Linked DNA regions of Mus musculus: region 1 is linked to region 2. Evidence: chromatin contacts called from ENCODE Hi-C or POLR2A ChIA-PET data. All regions are on one chromosome and are shown on one strand. The core of a region is the stretch at or near the end of the contact, and the rest is flanking DNA. Distances in the headings are between cores, read along the strand shown. Region 1 holds the start of Pla1a (phospholipase A1 member A). Region 2 overlaps Pla1a (phospholipase A1 member A).

Region 1 (6,480 bases), core at 2,938-5,437, 33 kb after region 2:
TCCAGTCACCACCCTCTAAAGCCCACTGGAATATCTCCTTAGCTAAAGTAAGGAGGTAGGTGTACTTTGTTCTACAGGATGGATGCGTTTCCTCCAAAACTGACAAAGAGCCAGTTCTCAGGGTGAGTGATTTCAAGAAGGCTCAGGCAACCTTGCAATGACAAGAGCAAATGAAGTAAAGAGAGAAGACATAATTTTGCCCCCACTGAGATCACACTCTGGTGGGGAATGACTACGACAACGATCATGAGACATTGCACTATTGCGGGCCCAAAATACTGAGCGTGAGATTCTGATGCTGAAAACGCTTTTGTCCAAGAGAAGAGAAAGGCTTGGTAGATTAGATGGGGCTCAGAACGGCCAAGGCAAGGGCACCGTCCCTGGGCATCAGTTGTGAGAGCCAAGGGCTTGGTTGGGTTGGACAAGCTAGAACCACATGTGGAGTGAGGGCTTTGATGAATCTAGCCTGATTGTTGATGCAATCGAAAAATGAGAATATCCCACCCTCATCCTAGATGCCCTACTGCACACAAAAGCATCCTGTCTGTTTAGAAGCTATGAAAGGGTCATTATCCCAAGACCACCCATCTTTCGTTTGGGTTAAGACAAATGATTAATTTAGCCTAGATTAAACCAAAGGTCTCGCACATGCTAGGCAAGAACTAATAACCACAGAAAGAATTTTACACACAGGGCCAGAATATGTATTTTACATAAATAAAAATATTTTACACATATGAAATGTTTGTGATTGGCTCACACTCCGTTTTTGAGCTATGTTTTTTTTATAATCAGAATCAAGTTTCATGCCTCATTGCAGTTTAAATCTTAAAAATGGTGGCTTTCGCTTTATTTGGCTGTTCATTTTCGTGGCATACCGGCTGGTGGGGGATATTTACAACCTATAGGAAGGATGACATAGACTTAAATATTGGCTGCCCTTCTATCATTTTGCTTTGAGGACACTGCAGACTGGGAGAAAGGTGGAGATTCCCACCATAGCTGTCTGGAAGGTGGGCTCCTTCCAGACATGCAAGAGAGGCATCACCTTCATCTGGCTGTTGAGGGGTGAGTATCTCAGGCCACCCCAGCTGCTTCTCCTCAGCTTCCTCTTTCCCAGCTCAACTTAGAGCTGAGCAGACCCTGAGCTTTCTAACACTCCGATTAAGCTTTCTGTCCCCCATCCCCTACTGAACATAGCTGTGCTCTTAACTGGTCTGTGGGTCACTTTGTCAGCAGTAACGAATGAGGGCCACCTTAGAGACCCTTTTGGAGGTGATGAAGTGTTCTTTCAGGGCCAGGATCATTTTAATGTCAGGAAATGAAAATGAGGCCCACGCCCAGCTGTTTTCTCTTTAGGCAACCAAAGCTCCAGGGTCTACGGGGTCAAGGATAAGATGCCAGCCCCAGCTACTCTCAAAAACTCAAAACATTTTGCAGATAAAGTAGAAATAACCACAGGAGGTGACAGGAAGCTGGAATACGAGGCCTGTGGGGCTGAGGAATCCTGTAACGCCATCTGACTCAGAAAACACTCAGGACCACTCGGGCTCAGCTCATAGGGTGGCTTTGTGTTTCTGGTATCCACATGGCTGAGAAAGAAAGCCAACATCCACCCACATCCAAATTGTCCTCTGACTTCAACATGATCACTGTGATGTGCAACACACACACACACACACACACACACACACACACACAATCAATCAATCAGTCAATATAATTAAGTGTTTAAAGAAAGAATACACCTGAGACCATCACCTGGGTGTCCATGAAGAATTGTGCAGGTGCCCAGCCAAGACAGCAAGGTGAGTGACAGAGAGACCATCTTGGTGAAGAAGCACAATTGGTACCCTCCGTGTTCATGGCTCCTGCTCCTTTGAGTTTTTCCTTTCCTTTGCCTTGAGTGCCCTGTCTCCTTTAACACCTTCTTCTCTCATCTTCCTCTGGGAGGCCTGAAGGGAACTCTGCTCTTTCCTTTTCTATCTCTCCCTATCCACCAACCTACTGGATTTCCCAAATGGCCCTTTTTTAAAGAGCAGGAAACGTTAGCCCAAAAAACCACCGTCATTGTTGACAACAGTACTTAGTTAAGGCAGAAATGTCAGGGAATAGCTGGGAAATAGAAAAGCTTGGGCCTGCAAGGTCTGTCTGAAGAAAGAGGGCAGCAAACAAAGGCAAGCCGATGGGGGAGGGCTCTGGAGACCCTGCTAGCAAGCACTGCCTGCTCTCTTCCTGCATGGGTACCTGGAATCCCATCCACACTTAGAACTGATCAGTCCTTATCCTAACCCCAACCCAATAACCTAACTCAAGGCTTCTGATCTTCCGTCTGTGTCTGGAACTGTGAGCTTGCTGCCAGGCAAGGTTGCAAAGAAAGTGTGGGGACAATTCTCTTCCAGTCTTCCCACCCTGACATTTCAATTTGGGCCTGGCAGGGAACACCTTCCCCCCACCCCCCATCAGGGGCAGAGCTGCTGTGAAGCAACAGAGGAGCCTGCTGAACCACCTCTCCCAACAGCACCCGAAGTTCCCCTAGGAGCATCTGGGATATGTCTTATCTTTTTCCTAAAGTGGCTTGTGACAGTTCTTTCCCCCTTTCTCCCATCAACTATTCACTAATAATAAATACAATCACCCGAATATAAGCGACTGTTACAGGTCCAGTTTGTGCACGCACTTCCTGTAGTCCTTGACAGCATCCCAATTTGGTAAGGACAGTCTCCAAGGACAGATAAAGAAAAGTCACTTCCTCAAAGTTCTAAACACAAAGACAGATAGATATACTTAATCCATGTCTGCCGGCTCAGCGTGTACTCCCCCAGTTCATTGCTGCTCACTGGGCAGGGGTGCAGTACCATTCACTAAGCCTGTCCTACATGGACTAAATGTACGCAAGAGACTGGAGCCCCAGACCCACCCCTTATAGGAACAAACAACCAAGGGAGACAAAAACCCCACAGGAAGCCGAGGAAAAGCTGCCTAGGGTGTAAGGAGAGAATAGATCTGTGTGATCCGGACTTTGGAACACATTTGGAAATGCTGAGCAGGGCAGTGAATTGCTTTGAGGAAAGACCCCTCCCAAGAGGCAAAGGCTAGAAATAGCGCTGTCTGAGCAAGTCCCGGTGGGCGTTCAGAAGCTGAGAGATGGGAACCCTCTTAGGGGAGGACAGAAAAGCAGTCTGTGGTTGGGAGGTGGAGACACGAGACCCTTCTGATTGTTCTGCCTGTGTGCAGGCCTGTGAGGTGTGTGTGTGCATACATATGTGAGTGCATGTGTGCGAGTGTGTGTGTGTGTATGACAAAAATGTTCTTGAACTTTCCCAAAAGTTAGTTTGGCAAACTTAAAAGTAACTACAGCCGGGTGTGGTGGCGCACGCCTTTAATCCCAGCACTTGGGAGGCAGAGGCAGGTGGATTTCTGAGTTTGAGGCCAGCCTGGTCTACAGAGTGAGTTCCAGGACAGCCAGGGCTATACAGAGAAACCCTGTCTTGAAAAAAAAAATTTAAAAAGTAACTACATAGAAAACAGTAGCCGTTAGTAGGATGAAAATTAATATTGAGAGTTAGTCAAAGGTAATTTTTGTTACAGTCACTTTGGCTTGAACAAGGTGAAAAGGGTTATAATTCGGATTTTAGAAAAATGAGTCAGGAGATGGGGGAAGTTCAGTTTTGGTGTCCCAAGAAGGCACTGGTCTCACCACTAATTCCCGTTATGATAAGAGGGTTTTCCCCTTTCTTTTAAAATCGCCGCCAGAGATAAAGAACTTTTAGGGGACCTTCCAAAGTCAGTGCTGTGTAAGAGGACAGTTTAAGAAATAAGGTTCCACCCAAGCCCTTGGCTTACCTGAACTTCCAATGCTGAGCCATAAAAGTGGTCCCCACAACCAGAAGCATGTCTCCCAGAGGCCAGGACGCATCGTGGAGCTGGAGTCCTGGAGCCAGAATGAAGGAGAGTCCCCAAGCCTGGGATGTCACATGGCCCAGCCTTCAAGCAAACATGTAACACCCACTTGGGACTTAGGAATCATTAACTGGCTCTGTGGCTTGTAAAATAAATAAATAAATAAATAAACCTTCCTATTTGTTTAACCTCTGGAGTTTTCAGTTTCCTCTTCTCAATGAAAATGAGCCAACCTTCCCACTTTTTTTTTTTTAAGCAGGGGACATTGAAACATACCGTTCTTCCTCTCTGCACCAAAGAAGATCAGGAAGTGACTTTTTCCCATTATGAAATCTCAGTGATGGCCCAAGGCAGCCTTTCATCTCCCAGTGGTTACAAAACTCTCACCGTAATGGAATTTCTGTGGACATATTTGTCCCTGGGATACTGAGCAGCTGGAGGCTGGAAAGCTCTTTCACTTTTGGATCCCTAGGGAACCTCACCCGGTGTGCAGCCAATGACACACGTATGGGTACGTTTATGGGACAGAGTAAAGGGAGATCCAATTTGCTTCTGCAAAGTACTGCTGCCTTCCACAGCCTCTCGAGGTTAGGAAGTCAAGTCCAACCCAAGAGAAGAGACATCTTGATGCCTGAGCTCACAGGTAAAGAACCAAGAGCAGGAGATGTGAGTGACGTGGGAACACTATTGATGGATGTGGTCTAGCCTGGGTTTGGAGCCAGGGAGTCTGTCCTCTCGTGCTGCCACCTCACTCCAGGGGTAGTGGAGACCACAGAATCTGATATTTTTGCAGGCTAGAGCAGGGCAGGGCCCTTCCTGGGTCAGTGTTCCTGCAACAGGAGCACACCATTACAAGGCGGAGAGCCGGAAGCAGGCAAGCATCATCTTTCGGAAGAGTAGCTTTGTGAAGGAGTGCTGTTGGCACACATGCTTTCCAGCCCTGTCCGGGAACATCCAGAGCGTACAAAGGTGATACCGGGTAGGGGGTTAGAGCTGGACAGGTTATACCAGAACAGAGCCACTGCCCTGGGTGTATCCATGGGCAGCCTAGCAATTGTGAGTACCTGGTTCAGTGACAGACTCTGTCTTGAAAGATAGTAGAAGTCAGCAGACATGGATCTCTGCCACACACATACACACACACACACACACACACACACGAAGTAAAATTTGAAATGTATGAAAATTTATGGTGAAGAATGAATCTCCTACCCACTGTTGTCTCTTCCTTCCAGTTCCAGAGTCCATAGAAAGCCACCATTTTCATTTGTTGTTTTTTTTTTATTTATTTTTATTGTAGATTCTTATGCAATAATTCCTGACCATTTTTTCCTCCCTCCACTCCCCCCAGCTCTTCCCCACATGCTCGTTCCCTGAGATCTACTCCCCATCTCTTTCCTCTTCAGAAGGCCTCTAAGAGATGACAGCCAAATGGAGCAAAGCAAGATGACAATAAGACAAAGCAAAAAGCCCTCATATCGAGGCTAGACAAAGCAACCCAAAATAAGGGAAAGAGTCTCAAGGACAGGCAAATGAGTCACAGATCCAGTGTTAGGAGTCCCACAAAAGCACCAAGCTGACGGCCATGACGTATGTATATGCAGAGGGCCTGGTGCAGATGCATGCAGGCCCCAAGCTTGGTGTTTCGCTCTTTTAAGTCCTGTTTAGTTGACTGAGTGAGTGCCAAGCCCAGCATGGCCTTGGAGGGGACAGAATAACATGGTCCCTGCCTCTGAGACAAGGCCAGCACATCTGAGCCTCTATGAATGTTGATGGCTGCCATGGGCCTAAGGCTTGTTTGTATAATAATGTACATACCTTACATTCCTCCTTTAAGGAATGTCCTCCCTGTTAACATTAATGATTCCATGATAATCTGAGAGGACAAGTCCAAAGGTGAAGGTGTGTCCATGTCTTAGCAAAATGGTAAAGGCTGGGACCTTCAGGACAGCCCTTAAGGCTGTGGAAAGGACTTTTAAAACATGAGTTCAAAATATATAATTTCTCAACTGTGCAAAATACAAGGACACAATATGAATTATGAGAGGCTTCACGAAACTAAAGGAAACACACTATGTGCTAGCTTGTCAGAATGATACAAAGGCAGGCATATACGGAGGTAGGCAGATTCCTGAGTTCAAGGTCAGTCTGGGACACAGCCAGTCCAGGCTGATGAGTGGTAGAAATGTTAATTTAAGGACAGAGTCCCACCGGGCTACCTTACCATCTGTTCTTAACCTAGGCAGGCATATCTCTGAATTGTTTTGCAATATTAAAAGAAATGTGTTCTTGCAGTTTCCTAAGAATCTTTAGGCTGGGTCACTAGATGCTGATTCATAGGGTAATTAAAAGGGAACCCAGAGTAAATCACAAGATTAATATGTAAAATAACAGAGTGGGTTTATGATCTGTAGGAGCAGCGCTACCCAGAGGATTGCCTAGAACGGCAAGAAAGAATTGCTTGGAAAACTGTTTCAAGCATAATGTGGAGAGGGAGGGGGAGCTGTCTAGAGATTTCCAGAGAAAGCAGATCAGAGAAAGAAAAAAAGCAGAACGGAGAGAAAGCAGGCTGGAAAA
Region 2 (6,777 bases), core at 1,900-4,399:
AGCTAGAAGTTGTATGTCTTTTCTTTCCTGTGCCCCATGTCTAGTGAAAGGAGTCTACGTTTTCCTACTACATAATCTATTCCTGTTCTCTGTGTGCCAATAGTAAGGTGGTGAGGCTACTCACTGGAATGCCCACTCGAGGCAGAGGAAAGAGTCTAGATCCGCACCCAAGATGCCAATGACACATTTGAAGGAGAGGCCACAGAGGGAGAAATACACTGTGATAAATATTCTGATAAAACTGCAACTAAAACCAAATGCATCAAGCAGATGCAAACGCTTCATGTATGGAGGTATTAAGTTAAATACCAGGAGGAGAATTAAAGACCAGCTTCTCCAGCTTCCTCCCTAAAACCTTCAACTCCACCAGGCAGTGGTGGCGCACGTCTTTAGTTCCAGCACTTGGGAGGCAGAGGCAGGCAGATTTCTGAGTTTAAGGCCAACCTGGTCTACAGAGTGAGTTCCAGGACAGCCAGGGCTATACAGAGAAACCCTGTCTCGAAAAACAAAACAAAAAAAACAAAAACAAAACAAAACAAACAAACAAACAAAAAAAAACCCTTCAATTCAGTATGACCCTATAGAAGATTGGGGAGAACTCGGGGTCCCAGTGGATTCCTCACCTAAGACAGTTATCACTTTATTGAGGTTGAATTCCATCAAGCAACACCCCGAAGATCCAGAGCTGTGCTTGGTGGTGTTGCAGGGGTGCTTAGGGGGTGGGTTCTGTGACTCACCTGTCATTGACCGGCAGAGGGGCAGTACAGAAAGTCCCAACAACAGGAGTTCTGTCTTTTCTCCAAACCCGGCTAGAAACTTGGAACTTGAGCTTCACTTGGTTTATCTGGCACTGTGGGTTAGGATGAGCCATGACCCCTCTCCCTTCCAGTTGCTGTTTAGGTCTGAAAGGCAAAGGGAGAGAGGATGAGCCGGCACCGGTCTGTGCTTCACTGGCCTGTGAACTAAGGGGCTTTGCAGGCAAACCTTGTTAGCTGTCAAGTACAGAGGCACGGGCACCTTAAAAAACGAGACGCAGCGTTTTTGAATCCTCACTGGCCCCCTGCGCACAGGCCAACAGTTTTGAATGTGACCCAGAAAATACGTGTTTATTCTTTTTTTTATTATTAATTTTTTTTTAATTTTTTTATTAGGCATTTTCCTCATTTACATTTCCAATGCTATCCCAAAAGTCCCCCATACCCCCCCCCACTCCCCTACCCACTTACTCCCACTTCTTGTCTCTGGCATTCCCCTGTACTGAGGCATATAAAGTTTGCAAGACCAATGGGTCTCTCTTTCCACTGATGGCCTACTAGGCCATCTTCTGATACATATGCAGCTAGAGACAGGAGCTCTGGGGGTACTGGTTAGTTCATATTGTTGTTCCACCTATAGGGTTGCAGATACCTTTAGCTCCTTGGGTACTTTCTCTAGCTTCTCCATTGGGGGCCCTGTGATCCATCCAATAGCTGACTGTGAGCATCCACTTCTGTGTTTGCTAGGCCCCTGCCTAGTCTCACAAGAGACAGCTATATAGGGTCCTTTCAGCAAAATCTTGCTTGTGTATGCAATGGTGTCAGCTTTTGGAGGCTGATTATGGGATGGATCCCTATTCTTTTTCATTATTGGAAAGTCAATAAACATTTTTATTTAAGGGACTTCCCGTGTGAGTCTTTCACCGTACACCAAGATTACTCAAGTTCAAGATTTCTGAAACAGCTCTTTCCCAAAGAAAAATGCTTAATCCAGCTGTGCCGCGAGAGGAACAGGTTGCCTGGGGCCTGGGTAGTGGACTGTGTGTCCTTCAATTCTGATCTCTGAGACAGTGGGGGACTCTGGGAAGGAGGGAGAGGGCAAGGTTCAGATGCCTCTCCACACCACAGCAGGTTGGGTCCTGATTCATCGCCAGCCCCACCCCCTTTTTCTCTCCAGTTTTACAGAGCGGTGGTGTCTTTGTGGTGTATTTTTCTCATCCAGAGGCAGGCATACAGATTGTTGCCTCATTTTGCAGAAAGACTTTGTTCAGGTAAAGAAAAGCTGCCCCTGCTTGGAAACGTTTTATAATATGTCAGAGAAAATTAGGATTCAAGAAACTGCTTTTATCCAAGACCTTACAAATTATAAGGGATATGAAAGTTGCTTTGAGTGAGTGGCTTGGCTTGGGTAAATTGTCCACCTAAAAGGAAAACTTGATACCGGGCGTGGTGGCACGTGCCTTTAATCCCAGCACTTGGGAGGCAGAGGCAGGCGAATTTCTGAGTTCGAGGCCAGCCTGGTCTACAGAGTGAGTTCCAGAACAGCCAGGGCTGCAGAGAAACTCTGTCTCGAAAAAAAGGAAAAAAGGAAAACTTGGGTTTTTACAAAATAATAGAAAGTAGGGGCAAAACATACTTCTCCCTGGCACTTATCCTTCTAATTTCTAATTTTTTAATTAAAAAAAAAAATTAGCCAGTGGCGCACACCTTTAATCCCAGCACTTGGGAGGCAGAGGCAGGCAGATTTCTGGATTCAAGGCCAGCCTGGTCTACAGAGTGAGTTCCAGGACAGCCAGCTATACAGAGAAACTCTGTCTCAAAAAAAAAAAAAAAAGAGAGAGAGAGATGGTTAGAGTTAATGCATTCAGTGTCCTTCTTCAAGAGTCACGTGTCTTCCTTTGGGCATGAAGGCTAACCACCTATGAGAGGCCCACTGAGAGGCTCAGAGAACCTCAGCTTCGGCTTGCTCCAAGTCTCCAGTGACTGGTGGGCGGGAACAGTGGTTTTACCCATACAGAAGGCCTAGTGTGTCAGGGCCAAGGTCTCCATTAGTATCTGTTCATCTACCAACTGACTAGAGAAACAAAGGAAAGCCCTTCCTGTAGCAACACAACTTTAAACAAATAACTATGGAAAGTCCTCAGCATTCTAGTCCACCACAGTCCCCAAGCCACCGCTGTGGGCACCTGCAAATCCATGACCCGGAGGGGCCAGTATCTGCAGACAGAGCACAGTCCAGTGGCAGGATGTAGGGGAGCTCAAGGGGAATGACCTCTTTCGGGAGGGATTTGTTTTCCCTCACAGCACAGTTCAGCAGGGCAGCCTGAGAACACACCCTCCCACCCCCAGGCGATGTGGTCACTCTCCTTTTGAACACGCCCAAAGGCTCAGCAAGCTGCTCTCCAGCCAGAAACCATATTGTCTAATTTGTCCTTCCAAGCCTGATTTATCTCTCCAGCCTTCTCTTGTCCTACATCCCACACCTTGGCTTTGTCTTGCTGGCACACCTCTGTGTTCTTTTTGCCAATTCTTTGATCCCCTTGTCGCATCCTCAGATCCACTTAGGCGCTCTCTCTGCGCCTCAGTGCAGTGGACCGGGAAATGTTCAGAGAGGCGCACACAGCTCTTTCCCCTATTTGCGTTCAGTGTTGTTTTTTTCTTTTTTGTTTTCCCTCCTGCAGACCTTTGTTTGCGACTACTCTGTCAGCAGATTTGGCAAGAGCTGTCTGAAGGAAGCGGGCACTGGCCCGTGAGGGACTCTGGGTTGGGCAGGGCTTGTGAAGGGGCTACACTTCCTGTGGGGGTTCTGACTCCTCCCCAGCAGCCTCTGCGGTAAGCTCTGCCTTCCCTCCCCTTCGCCTCCCATCTCCCGCAGCTTTTCCAGTGCGGTTGTGATTAGTATGCTCTGCCAAGACCCCTTTGGGGTCTCTCCTGCATCAGCTCTATTTTCCTCACTGGTCCCTAACAGAACCAGTGTTTACATATCTGATTAGGTGGTTTAGCTGCTGGCTAGTAATTGCTTTTTAAAGAAACAGACCCACCTTGTCCCTGACTCCCCCAGCCCCACCCCGCTCTCTTGCCCCAAACCTGGTCCCACCAGTTCCCCAGAGCCAAGTCTGCCCCAAAGAAATGGAAATGATCAGCTATGATCCGACAAACTTGAAGCAGCCCCCATCTGGCCCTAACCTTCTTCTATGGACCAGCTCCTAAGGCCCTGGTCACCCCTGTAGGTGGATGGTGGCTGAGGCTCTCCTTCCTAATACAATTCTGCTGGACCCCAGAGCAGTTTCCTACTGAGAACTAATCGCCTCTGGTGCTGCCCAGTAGCCTTGCTTGCTAGCATCTGAATACACTGTGCTTAAGGTGGTACTGATCCCAAACCTACAACTCTTATCTGGGAGTAGATCTGTAGTGGGCACTGTCCCCAGCTTGGTGGGCTAGGCCCAGCAATCACACTGTGTCTGACCTGGAACATACACATACATGAAAGAGAGGCTTAGCCATAGGACACTTACGTACATGGTGATCTTGACCGAGGACGTTACGTTGTTGCTAAGAAACGTGACCTCGATGCTGGTATCCTTTTTTCTCTTCTCCTTCAAATAAAACTCCACAAGGCTGTGGTGCACTAGGAAACCAAAGAACAGCAAAGGCATGGCAGGTAGCACAGGGGTCCAGGGGCCAAGAGTGACCAGGTGGCACAGGGGCCAAGTGTGAAAGCCCCAAAGAGCAGCAGCCTGCCTGGGATTCTCTACCTCCAAGGCACTGGCTTGTTATCTCGGCACAGATTGCTTGTTATCTCAGGTCCTCCGCGTTTTTCAAGTGTAAACAGGACTAATAGTTATCCATTGGCCGGAGCAAGGACAGTGCCCTCGCCTAGGGGATGCTCAGAAAGTGTGAGTTTTTATTATTGCAAGAGTAGTTCTCTCCTCTCTGTTTGGTGACCTTATTGTGAGGGAACATTTATAAAATCACACTTAAAATTTACTTAGTGTGCATGTGCCATGTGGTGCACATGGAGACCAGACAACAACTTGTGGTAATTGGTTCTTCTCTTCCTCCATCTGGGAGTAAACTTGGGTCATCAGATCTGGGAATAGTCATGTTTACCCACCAACCCACCTTGATGGCGGAGATGTACTCTTAAGAATATCAAGGAGGATTCAGCATCTACTGCTATTGTTTGAATGCCTTTGGTCCAGCAAAAGTCACATTTAACCTTTACCCCTGGGGAGATGGTTAAGTGCTTGATGAGAAGGCACAAGGACCTGAACCTGGATCCCCAGCACCTGTGTAAGAAGCTGGGCGTGGCAGCACGTGCCTGAAACTCCACTGCTTGGGGGGGGGGGGGGGGAGAGAGGAGACAGGCCAGACCTCAGATCTTGCTGGTGTGCTAAGCTAGTCAAATAGGATTAGTGAGCGCTCCCATGGTGTTCCTGAGTAGATCAGTACCTTAAAAGTGACAGAAGGGCCTAGCTAGGGACTTTTTGGTCCTTCCGTCTTCGATTGGGTAAAAACCTATGACAGTAACAAGATGCCATCAGAAAGCAAAGAGAACAGCCCTCAGACACCAAATATCGGCACCTTGCCCTTTGGCTTTCTGGTCTCCAGAAGACTGAGAAAATAAAGACTTCTGTTCTTTGTAAATTACCCAGTCATCGCTTCTTGGCCTTTTGGCTAAGATCAAGTGTAGTAAATTACCCAGTCCTACATTTTATTATAACAGCATAAACAGACAAGGACATATACTAAATAAGCAACTCATTTAACAAAAAGCGGTATCCCTTTCCCCTTCTCCATATACAGGAGCTTAGCTGGCTGGCCGTTACATTGAGCCTCCCTTGAGCAGTATAGATGCTAGGGCTCTCAACAACAGTATTACCAACATAGAAGCATAGACTAGGTGAACATCTTAGCTCATGGTGACATGAAGTAGTAAGGACTGGCTGACTGTCTGATAAGGGAGGGTAGGTAAGGAAGGATTACAGTGTTACTAACACATTCTCTCTCTCTCTCTCTCTCTCTCTCTCTCTCTCTCTCTCCCCACCCCCCCCACCCCCGTCAGGGATACTTGGTAGCATTTTGCAGTCACTTTGGTCTCTAATGTTTCTCCCTTGGCTCCATTCATGATGGGAACATAGTTAGAGATGTAATCCTTTATTCCCCCGTCTCTGTGTTTCTCATCTGACTGTTGGGGAAATAACCAATGGTTGCAGATACTAAAGCCTAGGTTAGAGGAGTGGTGTGAGCCATCCAAGCCCACCAGGCTTAGTAACAGCCTCATTGGCAAGCACCAACACATTCAAAAACTCATGAGACAAAAGAGCCTGCCATCCCCTCCAAAGAGAAAAACAATCCGGTGTGACACATTTCCTGTCTGTTACTACTAAAGGGTGTTATGGTGAGAAGTTTTCATTGAATCCCAGGTGTGGGCTATGGGGCTACTTCAGACTGTCCACAGCAGCCGCCTGTGATTTTCCTCGTGCTCTAGCAGGGGTGTGATTTTGTCAGCTCAAACAGACAAAGACATATACTAAATAAGCAACTCATATAACAAGACGCAGTATCCCTTTCCCCTTCTCCATATACAGCGTTGGGAGCTTAGCTGGCTGGAATTTTGTGCAATTTTGTGATGTTTGGAATTCTGGGAATTTTTCACAGGGTATATAAATGCTAGGGCCCTGAGAGTCAGGGTGGGTTGCTGGTTGCTGTTGCTCATGTTTTGTTAAGTAGTCATGTGCAAAGAAGAAACAAGAAGAAATTAGATATCCTGACGGCGAAGATCAAACTTGCTCTAAGGAACTCTATGCCTTCTCTAACCAACAGGAAGTAGTCTAATAATAACGTTGTCCCCTTTCCTTTCTAACCTTTTTTTTCTTTACTATCTAGAGTTAGAGGGCTGAAAGGGTGGAAGAAAGAAGAACCTACAAAGAAGTAAAAGACCAGTTACAGGGTGTGAACTGTTTTGGGCTGGGCAAGGTTCCTGAACTAGGATGGATATTGTGATGTAGCGAAAACTTAG

What was found. A loop is a pair of places that touch in the nucleus more often than their neighbours do. ChIA-PET counts read pairs that join two places held with the same protein, here RNA polymerase II (POLR2A).
Region 1: a map of heart shows a loop between it and region 2 (2.1-fold over the local background). The contact joins the promoter of Pla1a here to the enhancer-like site in region 2. A Hi-C loop is called at or near these places in 8 of 37 maps with a recorded cell type or tissue (adrenal gland, gastrocnemius, heart and 2 more). POLR2A ChIA-PET finds 5 or more read pairs at or near these places in 4 of 5 experiments (Patski and embryonic stem cell).

Annotation. Positions count from the first base shown.
Region 1 is chr16:38,428,958-38,435,437 of GRCm38, forward strand. It overlaps Pla1a (phospholipase A1 member A), which reads right to left and starts at 4,188. Exons shown (of 11, transcript NM_134102.4): 1 at 3,847-4,188. The coding sequence starts at 3,919. It overlaps Gm36333 (a long non-coding RNA gene), which reads left to right and starts at 4,259. Exons shown (of 2, transcript XR_384843.4): 1 at 4,259-4,546.
Region 2 is chr16:38,396,602-38,403,378 of GRCm38, forward strand. Pla1a (phospholipase A1 member A) reads right to left here. Exons shown (of 11, transcript NM_134102.4): 9 at 4,275-4,383; 10 at 738-902. Among named protein-coding and RNA genes, the nearest start is that of Pla1a, 33 kb to the right of the region's middle. Within about 2 kb of position 3,150, at least 2 of the 3 ENCODE cell types and tissues checked have a DNase peak (open chromatin) inside an H3K27ac peak, as active enhancers do; they include gastrocnemius and heart, where a contact is called at or near this core.